Linked DNA regions of Mus musculus: region 2 is linked to region 1. The links are chromatin loops, found by intact Hi-C in ENCODE. Cell type or tissue: heart. All regions are shown on one strand. Each heading gives the region's core, and the rest is flanking DNA. Links, peaks and the distances in the headings are about the cores only. Region 1 overlaps Dysf (dysferlin). Region 2 overlaps Dysf (dysferlin).

Region 1 (8,330 bases), core at 253-8,252:
ATGGCTAGCCAGGACACCTTCTGTCGATTCTTGCTTCAATTTATCTGAGATAAGCGTCTTGAGTTGAATGACTCTTATTCTCGCCTCTGCCCGGGACAGCTGAAGGCAGGATGGGGTAGCCTTGAGAACCCTGGCTCTGCAGCCTGTTGGGGCTCAAGTTCTTTCTACTCAGGGGAGACACTCAATCTCCTCTCTACAAAGTGGGGCTTCTCATCATCTTTCTCTTAGGGACCCAGTGGATTATCCCAGCCCCGCTGGTGTCTGAGATTCAGTGGTCAGAGGCAGCGGGTATTCATGCACTTCACCTTCAGCATTATCCACTGATCTTTTTTTTTTGTTTTGTTTTTCCTGCATCAATTCTGGTCCTCTTTGCTCTGGTCCATCTCCCCACAGAAGTTATCCCTAACCTTGCCTGAACTTGAGAACTCCACAAACTGTTTCTTGTAGCATTCAGATGGAGGTTCTCCTGAGCCTTACGAAAATGTGTCCCCCTCTAAGATGGAGGCTTTCGAGCTTAGCATAGCCTGCTTGATAGTCCCCTCCCTCTCTCAATGCCATGCACTTTCTATTGAGGCAAGCTCTGTAGAGGTGTTTGCACAGGCAGGGCGGGGCGTCCCTGCCCTCTGCCCCTCCGCAGATTTGCTGGTTCATGAGTTGTCTCTCATCCCCTCTTTTTAACTCCTCCGAAACATTTTTCAAAATAAAAAAAATTTTTTTTTGAGATGGAGTCACACTACGTAGCCTTGACTGGCCTAGAGCTTGCAGCATTTCCGGTGTCTGGTGTACAGAGGTTGGAAGGAAGCTAGTTTGGCCTTGAACTCATAGAGCTCTGTCTGCCTCTGGCTCAAGTGCCTGGATTAAAGGTATATACTGCACTCTTGGTGTATTTTAAGGTAGGGTCTCTTGTGATCTCAAACTGGCCTTGATTTTACTGTGTGAGATCAAGCCTAGAATGACCTTTTATTTCTGATCCTCCCTCTCCCCTCCCCCAAGTGCTGAGATTACAGGCATATGCCACCATGCCTGATTTATGTAGTATGGGAAATTGAACACAGGGTTTCATGCATGCTAGGCAGGTACTCTACCAGCTGAGTTATACCCTCAGTCCCAAAGGCTAGTTACAGAAAATCTCAAATACACACCAAGGTTGAGTCTTATCCAGTGATCTCGGTACTCTCCTCTCAGCACCTAGCATTGATCTGGACTTTGAACAATCCAACACATACGGACATGCTTCTGGAAGGTATCCCTCCCAGGTGTGAGGACTCTGTCCCAGAGTGTACCCCGTCTACACAATGAGCTGCTCAGAGGGTTTGGTGAACTGGTGCTTTGCACGTACACGTAGCAGCGTGAGGTTGGGGACAGCGTTCATGTGGGTCAAAATGAGGCAGTTCTGACTAACCCGCATGTCACAGTCTGCTTCAGTTTTCAGACTGGGTACTGTCTCTGTCTCTGAATACAGGAACGAATGACAGTCAAGGCACAATATGGCATTTTGAGTGTTTTTTGGGGGAAGTTTCTGATATGATACAGCCGTGCTTCTGTGTTCGGCCATCTGATGAGAGTTTAGGCTTTCCCCCAGCCACATCATCGTTTATTTTTGATGTATTCTTTTTGTTACATAGATACTTCTTTTTTTATTGTATAATTTATTTATTTATTCACTTAATTATTATACTGGGAAATAAATTTAGGGCCTCGGCATGCTTGCTAAGCACCCACCACTGTGCCATAGAGTCAGCCTCTCATCACCCTGGTTTTAATGAGGTGAGAAAGTTGTCTCCATGGTCACTAGATGGCACTCAAGTCACGAGCAACCCAGTGTGCTCAGGGATGGCGTCAAGGGCTGGACCACAGCTTGTTCTTGTAACCAGCTGATGACTTCTGGAATGTGCAGCAAAGTAGCCAGATCAATATGACAACAGAGCTAAATTTATTGATCAAATTTGGTTATTCTTTGGGACTTCCCGGGTTCTCTGAGGGCCCTTCCTGTAGAGATGGGTCCCTTTCTCAGGTGGACGCAGCTGTCTGGCCTGAAGGTTGTCACTTCCTTTGCCTATGGCTACATTTCTTTCCCTAGCCTGGAAAGTACACTGCCTTGTTTTCTTGTTTCTCCCAAAACACAACACAAACTGTACTGTATGTTGGTAGAGTGCTTGCCCAGCGTGCAGGAGCCCTGGGTTCCACTTCCAGCACCATATGGTAGCCCAGCACTTGCATGGGGGAGGCAAAGGGATCAGGAGTGTGAGGCCATCCTGGCTACATAGTGAGTAAAAGACCCACGGGGCTAACTCATTGAGACTGTATCTCAAAACAATGACGATGACAACAACAGCAACAGCAGCAAACCAACCAATCAAACCCGCTTCTTTCTGCCTTGAGCTCCCTGATGATTTGATTCAGCCTGGAGTTTTGTTTTTGTGATCTTGTTTTTGTCCCCAGTAAGGACAAGACCTAACACGAACCTCTTAAGCACTTCTGCCCGCAGTTTGCCTAGCCTGAAGTTTGAAGTACTCTTTGGACCCTGTGCACCAACGTATGAAGGGAAGACTTTGTTGTTATTATTATTATTATTATTTTTAAAGGAGTATGCCCTCTTAGATGTGGCTATTCTTTTGAAAGGCAGTAAGCTCACGGGACCTGTGATACTTGCAGGCATCTTTGACGCCGCCACCCCTATGGACAGTGTGCTCCAGAACGGCACTGGGAAAACCAAAGTTGTCTTTGGATTTTGGATGACAGTGAATTTCCCAGTAGTCTCCCCTTTTCCCTCTTGCCTGGACCAGGCGGGTGTCAGGCAGCCAAAGCCGTGGGCTTGGGGCTCTGCCGAGCCTTGGGAGCTGGCAAGACTGACTGAAGGCAATGGCTTGGCTTCTCCAGGGTACACGCGTGTCCCCAGGGACCGCCTGCTGAGCTGTGACTTGTGGCTGGCAGCCTGTTCTGTCCCTTCCAGTTCTTCCAGGTGAGGAAACTGGGCTTCACTCTCACAGTAAAAAGCTAGGCGTGTTCATTTGGGACTTGGGGCTTCCTTGGACCCAACTCTCCAGGCTCAGGGAAAACACAGCGAAACACTTGTGTTTTGGCAGAAAGACGACCAGGACTAAATAGCGGCTTTGTGTTGGTGGCTTCTTTGCTCTCCCGCCCTTGACTTTATGAGCTGTCTGCAGACACAGGGGCGAGAACCTGGGGTGAACCTCAACATCGGAGACCTGTGACCTGTTCTCAAGTTGGGAAGCACTGGCCCAAGACGTCAGCAAGGCTGAGCCAATGCCCACAGTCCTATCTGCTTATGGCTCCTAAATCTACAAACGAACAAGGAGGCCTGTGCAGTTCCAGCCACCACCAGTAGGTGGCTAGCTTGCCGGTGGGACTGGTAGATAACTATCACTGACTGGCTACCAGGATAAAAGCCAGTCTCTAGCAAGAACACAGGGGTCCCATCTCTGACTCTGCTTTCATTAGTCCAAGATAACAGGCTCCTCCCGCTAAAGCATCATTTGGGATGAGATTAAAGTAGACTCTGGGGACCACAGCTGTGCCTGTGTATGTCACTCTTCCAGGCTGAGAACTCTCCTATGCCAGGGCCCAGCTCAGTTCCTGTAGATAAGAAAATCTTCACAAGATACACACTCTGCCACACTGATTCTTGCCACTAACCTTGGGGGCCGAGACCTGGCTGCAGAAATCAGAAGGCCAGCTCAGGACCTTGCCCTCTTTAGGTCTCTGGCTTCAGTTCTCCATCCCTGCTTTTACCTCTAGACCACCATATATTTGTGCTTTACACTCCTTTCTGTGAGCCTTCCAGAGCCGTCCAACCTGGGTTCTCTGGGCCACAATGGATGAAGAATTGTCCTAGGACACATTAAATCCAAGATGTCCAAGCCACATCCTGAGAGTTATAAGAGAGTACACATACTTATTTTGAGTGACACTGGAGCATGACAGGCCATTATCGGCTACATGTGACTGTTCGTTGGATATCCTCTGGCAGTTCCTAGCAACTGTCATGAATCTGTGGGAATATAAAACGGTTAGAATATTCTTATTACATTTATTTTAATGGCTGTGCATGGACATGCTCCTGTGCATATGCTATCATTTGTCTCTTATCTTCACCTGAAGTGGCTGGTGGTAGGAGCCAGACCCAGGCGGTTCACGTTGAGAAAATAATATGTTGCTGTCTGTGGCAATACTAGAAATAACCACTAGGTGGAGATGTTGTGCCTTAAATGGCCTTGGCTCAGTGTGCTGGGCCCAAGTGTCAGTTTCATGCTTGGGTTTGGAGCCCAGGGTATTCTCTTGTCCACAATGGCTCTTTAGCGTTTCCCTTTTCACGTTTCTTTCTCTGCACCATTCCTCCTAATCTACCTGTATATAATGAAGAAAAAGCACGTTTTCTCCTGTGCGTTGTTTCTTGAGTATATTGGATGGAGGTTCAGGTCACAGAGGTGCGGAGGGCTGCCTGGTTGGAGTTGGGGGGGGGCAGGGTGTGTGCTTTCCTTTGTTGTACATTCACAGAGCCCGTCCCCCAGCTCTCCATCCAGACTCCTGTTCATGTAACCATTCTCCACCCAGCCACACCCATCCTAACTCCTCTTCCATTTCTTTATGCTTCAGAGGAGCCTGCAGGTGTACTCAAGAGTCCACAAGCCACTGACCGTACGTTGCTGTCACCTAGGGATCCACGAGGGGATGGGACATTGGGGTTTTTGCTGGAGGGGAATTTTCTGACTTGCATGAAGGGGACTGAGTCACAGTCAGGTCTCTGAGTTGACCGCTGGCAAGTCGCAGCCACTGGGTAACTGATATGAATTACGTGGGATGCTTTAAGGCCAGTTTCCTTTACATCTCCCAGACCCTCCCTAAGCTTGTTGCATCAACCATGCTTCCAACATGGGGGTCAGAGTAGGCCAGGGGGATTGTGAGGCATCTTGGGGATCTGGAGGTGGCCAGGGGAATGAGAAGCGCTTGAAGCATAATTCATGAGATAAATCATGATCGTGATGACTGACAAGCAGTTGGTAGCAGTCCCCTGCGGCTGATCATTCCAAGCTTCCCCCTTTGCTTTGCAAAGCCAAGCCCTGTCTGCACTGGGGTCTGGAGGAGGAAGTATGTGGAACAATGATAGGCAGGGTAGCTCTGGCTGCCCCTGCCTCCCCCAGGCCCCTGCACTGCCTCAGCAGCATGGCTTAGGGTGGACAGCCTCATGTCTCAGCTCTGTGTGGAGGCTGTTTTCTCCGTGCTTGCCCTGGCTTAGCCTTGTGTGGACGGAGACACTACGGATGGTCCTGGTGATGGCTCTGCCTTGAGCATCCTGAATGTCCTGCCTTTGCAGGGTCAGAGGGTAGCCTGTGAGGTCCTGTCCCAGGAAGGGCAGCTGTGGCATTGTCAAGAGAACATGTGTCATAGAGGGGGTGATAATAATCTCTCCATTTTCCATCTTCTCTGGGACATGGCTTCTCTGGTCACCTGGCTCTGAACCCACCTCTGTCCCCCCTCCCCCATGGTCTGAGCCGCAGCTTGTGTGTGGCCAGCTGAGTGTGCTGCATCTTTGCTATCCTGTGCTCAGTCACATCTCTGAGACTCAGTTTCCTCATCTGTCAAATAGGACTAATGAGATAGTAGGAATAGTCTCATTTCGGCAGATCAAGGACCCAAGGGACAGATTATAGGGAGTTGATAATAGTCATTACTAGTGTAGTATTAGTTATACATGTTCAGGGGCCACTTATGGTGCATATGGGGGGAAACTGAGGGCTAGAGATGGGACCCCCATCTGAAGGTGGATCAGCTGAACCCTAAAAGGATCCACAGGGCCACTTCTCTGATACCTTCTTGTATCTTCCAGTGGACGACAACCTGGGCTTCCTCCCCACTTTTGGGCCCTGCTATGTGAACCTCTATGGCAGTCCCCGAGAGTTCACGGGCTTCCCAGATCCTTATGCAGAGCTCAACACAGGAAAGGTGAGCAGCCAAGCACAGCCTCTAAGGGTCCTCAGCCCAGCCTGGCACTGTGTGGGCCCAGATGATATGCCACTGGCCTCACGAGGCCTGAACAAACCCTCAGTGCACCTCCTTCTGTTTGGGCTTCTTTCTCCGGGCCAATTGGACCTGCTCACTGCCTTCATTCCCGGACACCCAGGCCCATCCCCCTCAGCCTTCATGCCCTTGGACAGGGCCCGAGGATTGATTGGTTTATCCCCATCTATAGGGGTGAACTATAGTATGCTGTCATGCGTTGTGTTTTCCTGCTCCCTTACCCCTTTGCTCGTGACTGTGACTTTCTCTTGCAGGGAGAAGGTGTGGCTTATCGAGGCAGGGTTCTGTTGTCCCTGGAGACCAAACTGGTGGAACACAGTGAGCAGAAGGTGGAAGACCTTCCTGCTGATGATATCCTGCGTGTGGAGGTGAGGGTGTGCTCTGGGACAGAGCTGGCTTGGGAACAGGAACAAGGTGGCTAAGTACCGTGGTACAGGGCCTTCTTCAGTTCTGACCTGCATTCACTGTAAGGGCACTTCTCAGGCCCCTGTGTCTCAGGGATAAGGGGAGAATAGTGTGATATTCCGTCCCCATCCTCACCCCCAGGGATGCTTTGAGGCTTAAGGGAGAGAGATGAAAGTATTACTGGAACTCAGAACTTGATACAGCTCATGATGAGGTCAGTGGACACCATTTGCCACTGATGTCTTCAAATCCAGCATGCTGCAGTGTGGCTGTTGTTAGCCCTTTTTATACTTGAAGACTCTGAGGTCCCAGAAAGATCAGAGCCACGCATGGTCTTCAGGACACTGTGGTTAGCTACCTCAGGAGTCCATGCTGGCCCTCCCATCTGCCAGATACTTCACTTTCCCTGTCTGTAGTCACATTTACCTTAGGATGATAAGATGAGATGATATATACACACACACACAGTAGGCACTCAATAAGTGTTATCTATCATTACAGTTCACATGGTCCAAAACTTATCTGATCCATTTCCTTTCCCCCAGCTTTCCAAAGAGGTGACTATAATAAAATTGTGTTGTTTCATGTCAAGACACATGAGTGTTTTAAACTGTCTCTGCCCTGTGCCTTGGGCTTGGAATGGCCAATGTGAGCTATACGTTATGAGCATATGACTGAGGCTGCCTGTGCAGACTGCAGGGCTGCCTGATGTGTGTGCATGTGTGTGTGTGTGGGCAGGGCATGATCACTGAGAGTTTTCAGCCCCTTTAAGGGGCAGATGAGGTGTAGGATGCCCTGAGGGACACTGCAGGAGACCCTGCTCTGTGGACATGGTGGTGCCACTAATGCTGGTTTGGATTAAGGAGCGGCCACCTGACCTTGGAGGAGCAGATTGTATTAGGAAACATGAGCAAACGTGCACAGACCTGGAAAGGGTTTGTTCATTCAGTAACCAAGTTTGGAGGCTGCACCTTTGGACCATCTGTCACTTTCTGCCCAGCCAGAAGGAGTTTCTGAGTCCTGCCGTCTATGGGATCCATGCTGGGGGTGGGGGTGGGGCAGGTCTTGTTTGTCTCCCCCTGTGATCTCTGGCCTGCTCACTCTGCCTGCAGAAGTACCTGCGGAGGCGCAAATATTCCCTCTTTGCTGCCTTCTACTCAGCCACAATGCTGCAGGATGTGGATGACGCCATCCAGTTCGAGGTCAGCATTGGGAACTACGGGAACAAGTTCGACACCACCTGCCTGCCCTTGGCCTCCACCACCCAGTACAGCCGGGCGGTCTTTGATGGTGGGTGAGGCTGGAGGGGACGTGGGTCATAGGGCAAATGCCAATCCTTGCCTCCTGTGGAAACCACAGCAAACCTAGCGGTGTGTTCCTCTCCTGTAATTCTTGTGTTGTCCCTCATACCCCTCTTGGGGGCAGGGGCACTGCACCCACAGTTTGAATCCCTGCAGGCTTGATCACCACGGTTCTGTGGTTGCCCTGGTCCTGAGCTATTGCCGTCATCACATGGGGCCTGGGGGCTTGGCTTGGAGACCTTGACCGATGTGAGCTTGGGTCTTCCAGAGACCTTCTATCAGCCCTCTTGTTTTGATGTGAGAGTCAGAGCACTCGGTCCCACCCACTCCGTCCCCCAGGTGTGCTCAGGCACCGTGCTTGGATCCTGGGAACTACCGGCCACAGCACAAGCATTAAAGGAGAAAGCAGAGCTGGTCCTCTCTCCTATCTTGAGTCCTGTCTCAAGCAGGGCCAGCTCTGAAAGCTCTGTGACCTGAGCTCTGTGCTCTGCAGAATGGCGTTTCACAGCCCTGGGCCTGCAGTGCTCAGGTCCCTCCCTCTCCCTGTAGGATGCCACTACTATTACTTGCCTTGGGGCAACGTGA
Region 2 (8,330 bases), core at 133-8,132, 100 kb after region 1:
CCAAACCCACACCTGGGCCCAGTGGAGGAACGCTTAGCCCTGCATGTCCTTCAGCAACAAGGCTTGGTTCCTGAGCATGTGGAGTCACGGCCTCTTTATAGTCCTCTGCAGCCAGATATCGAGCAGGTAAGCCCTTGCCCCCTGGGCTGTAGAGTTGTCAGACCCCAGAGTCCTAAGGATAGCTAGAGCAGTCACCTCCTCCATGGTTGCCCCTCCCCCATGGCTCCTGTCTTTATAGAGTGGTCTACATGGGCTCTTGGGGCCTAGCCCTTACTGCCAGGGAGACAATGACTGTTCTTGTTTTAGGCACATGACTTGCCTGGGCATCTGAAGTCTTTCCATTTCAACCTGACCTAAGGGTGTCCTCTGTCTCTGCCATCATTACTGGTTTAGTCCCAGAAGGTCATCCTATACTGAGCTCCAGTTGAGGGGTCAGACTAGATCCAGGAACTCTGGAATGGTCGAGGCCCACAGAGAGAGTGATTAGAAGGACTGCGAGCTTCCCTTTCGGAAGATAGGTGAACACAGACAGTAAGTTTAAGACTGGCAGTCAGCTGGGTGTGGTGGCACATGCCTTTAATCCCAGCACTCAGGAGGCAGAGGCAGGTGGATTTCTGAGTTCGAGGCCAGCCTGGTCTATAGAGTGAGTTCCAGGACAGCCAGGGCTATACAGAGAAACCCTGTCTCGAAAAACCAAAAAAAAAAAAAAAAAAAAAAAAAAAGACTGGCAGCCAAGCCAGGCTGGTTGAGGAAGCAGGCTCAGCGTGGGATGGGGAGAGGGGAGAAAAGTCAGGGGAAGCTCTGAGGGTGCCTTTGAGAGAGGTAGGCACTTTCTTAGGTTGGCTTCCAGCCCCACAGAGCAGCTCAGGTTAAACCTTCTTGTCTTCTAGCCTCATGATCATATGGATATTATTGAATGGAAGTACTTTTGTTCTCACATTTTGAGAGAGAGAGAGAGAGAGAGAGAGAGAGAGAGAGAAAGAGAGAGAGAAATATCCTATGTTTGTAGAGGCCAGGGGGCAGGGAAAGTGACTTCTGTCATAGAGACCCGAGTCCTTATAATTAAACCCTGGCTCCCTGGCCCTCTGTGGCATTGCACATACCATTCTCTGCATGCTGAACCTCAGCCAACACATCACTGTCTCTGAGCAGCCTGTGTCTGGTGGGTAGTGATCTTTCCTCCATAGTGGGTCCTACATCAGCCTGTCTAGGCTCCCTTTTATTGCTGAGTGCCGAGTCTCTTTCTAGTAGGCAAGCAGGCAGGCCTGAGTTTCATTTCCTTTGGCCTGGGCCCCAAGTGTATACTCTAGGCAGGTGTATAGAAACTATGGATGGAATGAGGTGTGTGTGTGTGTGTGTGTGTGTGTGTGTATGTGTAGAATGTGAATGAACTGCTTGTGTCTTTACAGGGGAAGCTACAGATGTGGATTGACATATTTCCAAAGGTGCTGGGCCGGCCTGGACCTCCCTTCAACATCACCCCACGGAAAGCTAGAAGGTAATGAACAGGCTTGTCCACAGGCTCTAGCTGGGCCCATGGCAAGAGGGCTAGAGCAGCTGTGGGAGAGTGGGAAGAAGCGTGCCTGTCGGACAGATTTGGGGCCACTGAGATCTTGGAACACAGCTTGTTTGGGTCTGGATAACTGTCCAGCCAAGCAGGCAGAAGAACTCCTTGGGTGAGTTGGCCTATCAGCTGGGGACAACATATCCTTTCCTGGAATATCTGTGCAGATATAAGCCATTTTCCTTTGCCAGGTTTTTTCTGCGTTGTATTATTTGGAACACAAAAGATGTGATCTTGGATGACCTCAGTCTCACGGGGGAGAAGATGAGTGACATCTATGTGAAAGGGTAGGCAGTCATTGTTTTCCACCTGGACCAGCTCATGACACCTCCCCAGCTCCCAGAGGTCGGGGGACAGATGCTCTCTCAGGCAGAGCTGTGGCGTGGAGGTGGAGAAGGCACCCTTCCAAGGAGGGTCTCCCAACCGAGTCTGCACCTTTGGGGAATCATTTCCCTCAAATTTTCTTTGAGCTACAATGGCAAGGGCTGAGGATGCTCTTGGGGACCACTGAGGCATCACCCCACTCTGTGGTATATAGTGGGTGCTGTGGAGATCACCTGGGTCTTCCCTTACCAAGTTCCTTCACCTCCACAACTCTTCACTGGTCTAAGTAGAGGTTGAGCATCTGGCAGTGCATGTGGGAAATGTTCTGTTGTATGGGGCCTTTGAACCAATGAGGACTGTCCTCTTCCATGTGTGGCCAGCTGGATGGTGGGATTCGAAGAACACAAGCAGAAGACAGATGTGCACTACCGCTCCCTGGGTGGGGAGGGCAATTTCAACTGGAGGTTCGTGTTTCCCTTCGACTATCTGCCTGCTGAGCAAGTCTGTGCTGTTGCCAAGAAGGTGAGTGGCCCTTGGCCTGGGGCACCAGACTCTGGGTGCTTCACATTCCTAATGTGATCCTCACCTTTAGCATTACAGCTGACACTATGACATTCTCTCTCTACTCCTGCAGCTGTGACCTCTGTCTCTGTCACCCACAGGGGCATCACCACCATCTATGTACCCTACTTCTCTTTCCTTTTCTGCTAGTATTACTGTGGCCAGTGTCTCTACCTTCCAGGATGATCCATAGCTACACAGCACACACCAACCACTTAGCCAAGTTCAGGACCTCCTACCACTGCCTATATTACCACCACTACCACCACCCCCACACCCAGCAGCATGGAAGGACCTAGAGTCTGAGGCAGAAGAGTCTGGAGACCCATCATGGTCATCACAGAGGCAGGGGGTGGAGCCAGCTGTGTACTCCTGAGGGCAGGCCTGGCCTGGGTCTGGGTGAGGAGGTGGGCCTTGGACTCTTAGCAGATCCAAGTTTAGGTCTCAGCTGAGTGTTAGCCTCTGTAGTCTCGAAAGGGTCTAAGTCTAAGGGTAGCAGCATCCTCCCCATACCTGGTTACCCTCGTAAGTCAGTAGAGCACAATACATGGGTATGGGGCAGTGTGGGTCTCCAGCTATGCTGGTTCCAGGAAGGCCCAACGATGCTTTCAATGTTCTTCCTCCTTCCTGACACTAATGGCTACCCAGAAGTGTCCTCTTCTCCGAGTACATGCCTGCATGTGCTTAGGTCCTATTGGTTTGATTTCTACCCAGAGGGAGCTCAGGTGTCCAGTGTCACAGTCTCAGTGACACCTTTCTGTAGGCTGTAGTGTGGCTTTACCTTGAAGGGAAGTCAGAGTGCTCTTGACTTCCTTGCCCTCCGAATTCTCTTCATCTCACCTCTGAGCCTCCCTAGTCCAACACACAGACTCATCCAAACCTCAGAGAAACCAGAGTGTTCCACCAAACACCCAGGAACCGTCAAAGAGAAAAATATAAATTTGTTAGGGTTAAAGGGTAGATTCTTCTACCCAGAGATGGCAGTAGGGTCCACCAGAAAAGAAAGCCAAATTTAGTGGCAATGTTGAGTGTAGTCAACGTTGAAAGTGCAGTGCCCAGGCTCTCTGTAAGTTTTGATTTTGCCCTTCCTTCAGATTTGTCTATTATAAGCCTATTTCCCTGATAGCAGATACTGTGCCTGAGAGCCCGCATCAAATGCAGAAGTACCTCTCCTTTAGCCGAGGACAGGGATGGTGAGGCTAGGGCAAAGCATCATCTTCAGGCTTCAGTGAGCCCTCTAAAGAGAGTAGGCCTGGGTAGGGAAATTGAGGCAGAGATGCACATTGGTTGCTTGAACGGGAGGGGCTTCAGCATTTTTACCACAATGGAGGATGTGGCCAGGCTTGTCTGGTGCAGGGACTTCCTGTTTCCTTGGGTGAAGGAAGAAGAGAATTTAGCACTATGACAAGTGATTTGAGGTGGATGGGAGAATGGGGAGGAGCTGTAATGATGATGAGAGATGAGCACACATGCACACATGCACACATGCCCATGCACACACACCCATACACACGCACCCATGCACACACGCCCATGCACACGCACCCATGCACACATGCCCATGCACACACACCCATACACACGCACCCATGCACACACGCCCATGCACACACACCCATACACACGCACCCATGCACACATGCCCACACATAGATACCCATGCACACACATGCACACATGCCCATCCACACACACCCATCCACACACACCCATGCACACATGCTCATGCACACACATGCACACATACCCACGCACACATGCCCACACACAGATACCCATGCACACACATGCACACATGCCCATGCACACACACCCATACACACACACCCATGCACACACATGTGGCACATACAGAGGGAGTGGAGGAGGGGTGGGGTGAGAGAATGCAAGTTGGTAGCTGAGAATTTTCACCTGGCAGTTCTGTGGGCCCAGTTGCAGGTGCTGTTTAGCACTGGGGCAGCACTGCTCTGGCACCCATGGTAAGAAAGGGAAGCTGGGTGACTTGTGTTGGGGTCAGGGTGGAGTTCAAATAGAATGACTTGTTGAGGTTACAGAGAAAGAGAGTGGCTGGTCTGGCGGAAGAAGGGAGAACCTACAAAGGGTGTGTAGGGTGCAGAGGAGTGAGGAGACACACATTTGGGGAGGAAGAGAAGAAATCCCCATGCAAAGGATAGCTGGAGACAGGAGGCAGGAGGGTGGGATCAAGCAGAAACAGCCCTAAGGACAGCAGGGCTAGTAGGTACTTCTAGGGGTAGGTCCTGAGAGGCAGGTGGAGCTTGCCCATAGTAGGGCACTGATTAGCTGGTCTGAAGGGCAGGATGGGGTAGTTGAGGGCAGGGGCTGCAAGGTCTGTGGGCTCCCAGGCTCTGCTGCAGAAGCAGCCCTCTACCATGAAGTTTGGGGCTCCTGGCAGGCAGGGAGGCCCTCCAGGGACCCCATTAACCAGACGAGACTGTCGTAAAGTACAAGGTCTCCTTTCATCCCCCCTTTTTTGAACCACCGCTGGTTGTTCAGCCTTCTTCCCCACCTGGAGCCCAGCACACCCACTGGGGCCTGCCATGCAGGCAGGCCCCCACCCTGCAAATAAACAGCTAGTAAAAGGGCCCAGGCCAGGAGTGTAATGAGCGCCTGGGACCTGGGGGGCTCATTCCCCAGGCTGAGCCCCTGACCAGCTGCTCCCACCAGGGGCCGTTTGAACCTCAGGCTCATTACTAAGCCAGTAAACCAGCCTGCTGAGGAATGGAGGCTGCTGGCGGCCCTGCAGGCAGCCTGGAGCTGGCTGTAAAAGCTGGTTAGAGGAAGCAGGCACCTGCAGGAGGCTGGGCCAGGCAGCTGAGCAACAGAGCAGGGTGGCTGGGGCCAGCCTTGGTCTGCTTTCCTTCCATGCAGGCGGCTGAAGCCTAGGCTATGGGACTGTGCATGATGGCCATTCTTTGAGGACAGTGGCCATGGTCTCTCCTTAGGAAGCATAGTGAGGTGTTTGTAACTGTGGTGGCCAGGGTGTTCATGGCAGATTTGTTGCTGCTATGATTCAGTACCAGATAGAAATGGCAGGGATGAAAGGTTTCTTTTGGCTCCTGGTTTAAAGAGAGACAGTCTACCATGATGGAAAGGCACGTGGCTGGAATTCCATAGTCACGTGGGGAATGTGAGGTGACCACTAATATCCCCACAGAACAGGAAGCAGGGAGTGGGCGAATGCCAGTACTTAGCTATTCTTCTGCTTTCTCCCTATATATTCATTCTGGGGACCCAGCCCATGGGATAATGTCTCCTGTAATGAGGGTGGGTTTTCCCTCTGTTAAGCCTTGCCGGCAACACCCTCACAGACACCCTTCTAGGTGTGTCTCCTAGGTTATTCTAAATAGTGTCAATGAAGATCAACCATCTCTATGACATCGGGGCCACACACTTCTGTGGTTAATTGGGGTACCCAGCTCTCATCCCACAGCTTGTACTAGAAGATATGGATCCAGGGCTCAGGTTGGCCCCACAAAGTATTTCCTATACATGCTACCTGCTCAGATAGAGCCACAGTGAACAGAGAAGTCCAGTGATTTTTCTTCAAGCTGTGAGTGGTTAAATCCATGGGAAAACTCACCCCCACACCTCCAAGATAGCCTGGTTCCAGAAGGGTCTGACCTGTGGGCTATGGGAGACACGCCATGAAGAGCACTGCCCTCCTCTCCAGCAGGAGAGAAAAACTTCTTTGCAGGCTCTGGAGATGGAGATGGGCTAGAGAAGTGGGAAGGAAGACCTGTGGACCCACCTCAGTGCCAGCTTTTTATTGCAGCATGCCTTGTTCCCCTCCAGTGACAGCAGGAGTTGCACCCTGATGATCTCTGCCAGCCCACATGTCCCAGAGGCCACATGTGCAAAGCCCATTTTAGAACTAAGAACAGGACCCTGGAACCTAACTGTCTGGGTTTGAATCCCTGCTTGTCACTCTGTATTCTGTACCCTTGGACACTCTGCGTACTTTGGTTTCTCAGCTGAAAGTTTGCCTCTCCTTCTTAGGTTGTTGGAAGACAGACAGTTCAGGACCTAGCCTAGGAAATGGTGCCACCCACAATGAGCTGGGTCCTTTCTATATTAATGAACAATTAAAGATAGTCCTCAACAGACATACCCATAGCCTCATATAGACAGTAGTTCCTCAAAGGAGGCTTTCTAAGTTGTGGCAAGTTGCCATTAAAATCAGCCATCACACCCCTGAACAGTGCTGAGCGCTTTCTAGTCTTCCTGATAGGACCTGGCCTGGGTATGACCCTTAACGATACACTGCTCCACAGTCTCTGCCTTGTAGTCTTCGAGGCTAGAGGGCCTTCACTGTTTGCAGCCTCGGACAAACCTTTCTAACCTTGTTTCTGTGATCTTCCTGTGGGTCAGGATGCCTTCTGGAGACTCGACAAGACAGAGAGCAAGATCCCAGCACGTGTGGTCTTCCAGATCTGGGACAATGACAAATTCTCTTTTGATGACTTTCTGGGTAAGCCTCGTGTCTATCACTCTGAGCTTCCAGGAGAAGCTCTGGGTTGCTGGGTCCTCAGCATAAGTGAAGCATGTGACACAACAATGTCAGAGACCAGGGTGGTCCTCCTGGAGCAGGTCTTCAGCAGAGGTGATCCTTGAGCCATGTCAAAGAGTGGGACTCAAGAAGAATGGGGACAAGGGCAGAAGCCAGGGCAGGGCTGTGCTGGCCCTCACAGCTGCCTGGCCTCATTTCTAACAGGGAGGTCCCAAAGGTCCCAGATCATAACAATCTAGCAATACAGAGTCCAAAAATTGTGGGGATCAGGTCATGTCTTATCCTTGTGCCCCAGGGACGGTCCTAATGAACAGAACTCAGTCTAAGAAGCCAGACTGGGTCATGGGGAGCTGGGCTGATGGGTAGGAGTGAAGACAAGGAGGATATTGTATGTGGGTATCAGGGAGTGCTGAGGGAGAAGCAGGTTATTAACAGTCTTACCCTTAGTAAGAGGTAGGAAAACTAGTGCTGAAACATGGTCTGTCCATACATGGGATATTGTTCATACACACAAAGAAAAGAGGTGCTTCTCCTGACTCCGTCTGGTGGACCTTGAAAACATGCTAAGTGACAGAAGCCAGCAATGAAAAGACAAGTACCACACAAGTCCACATCTGTGGGATCCAAAGAGGGGACGAAGGCTGGAGAGGTGGCTCTATGAGGAAAGAGCTTATCGTGTAAGCCTGAGCACCGGGCTTCAAGCCTAAAACTTAAGTTTAAAACCAAACCAAACCAAACCAAATCAAACCAAACCAAACCAAACCAAGTCAAACCAAACCAAACCAAACCAACATCCAAAACAATAGCCAGATGTGGTGGCATTTACTTGTGGTCACAGAGCTGGGGAGCTAGAGACAGGAATCTTGATGCTCATTAATCAGTCAGCCTAGCCTACATGGCCAGCTCCAGGCCAGTGAGAGACTTTGTCTCAAAGAGAAAAAGATGATCAGCACCTGAGGAACAATTCCGAGGTTGATTTCTGGCCTCTACAGGGACACACACACACACACACACACACACACACACACACACACACACACACACACTCACTCACACACTCACTCACACACATATCCAAAACAGGGAAGAGTAGATTAATGGGATACATGGGGAAGGAGTCTAATAGACAGAAAGATAGGTTTCTTTCCAGATATGAAAAATGTTCTGGAATTAGGGGGAGGTCTGTGGTTGCACAACTCTTGACTCTAGATTTAAACGTGCTCAGAGTGGCGAATTTCTTTTAATTGAAGATTTGTCTGCGTTTATGTGCACCATGTCCTTGACCAGTGCCCACAGAGGCCAGAAGAGGGCATCAGATCCCCTGTAACTGGAGTTACAGATGGTTGTGATTCA

Evidence for each region. Peaks named below come from ENCODE experiments on the same cell type or tissue, not always from the same donor. Only the 100,000 strongest peaks of a DNase experiment are listed, where the experiment ranks them.
Region 2: a loop joins it to region 1, with 2.5 times the contacts of the local background. A loop is called at or near these places in 8 of 42 quality-filtered maps.

The regions. Positions count from the first base shown.
Region 1 is chr6:84,091,860-84,100,189 of GRCm38, forward strand. Dysf (dysferlin) reads left to right here. Exons shown (of 55, transcript NM_021469.3): 18 at 5,849-5,964; 19 at 6,294-6,407; 20 at 7,557-7,734; 21 at 8,295-8,330. Among named protein-coding and RNA genes, the nearest start is that of Dysf, 77 kb to the left of the region's middle. In heart, for the core only: CTCF peaks have their summits at 1,789 (motif pointing right), 3,342 and 4,207 (motif pointing right); no DNase peak of the experiment used is centred there; H3K27ac peaks cover 286 bases.
Region 2 is chr6:84,192,910-84,201,239 of GRCm38, forward strand. It overlaps Dysf (dysferlin), which reads left to right. Exons shown (of 55, transcript NM_021469.3): 47 at 1-126; 48 at 1,410-1,498; 49 at 1,756-1,851; 50 at 2,269-2,410; 51 at 6,839-6,938. Among named protein-coding and RNA genes, the nearest start is that of Dysf, 180 kb to the left of the region's middle. In heart, for the core only: no CTCF peak of the experiment used is centred there; no DNase peak of the experiment used is centred there; H3K27ac peaks cover 414 bases.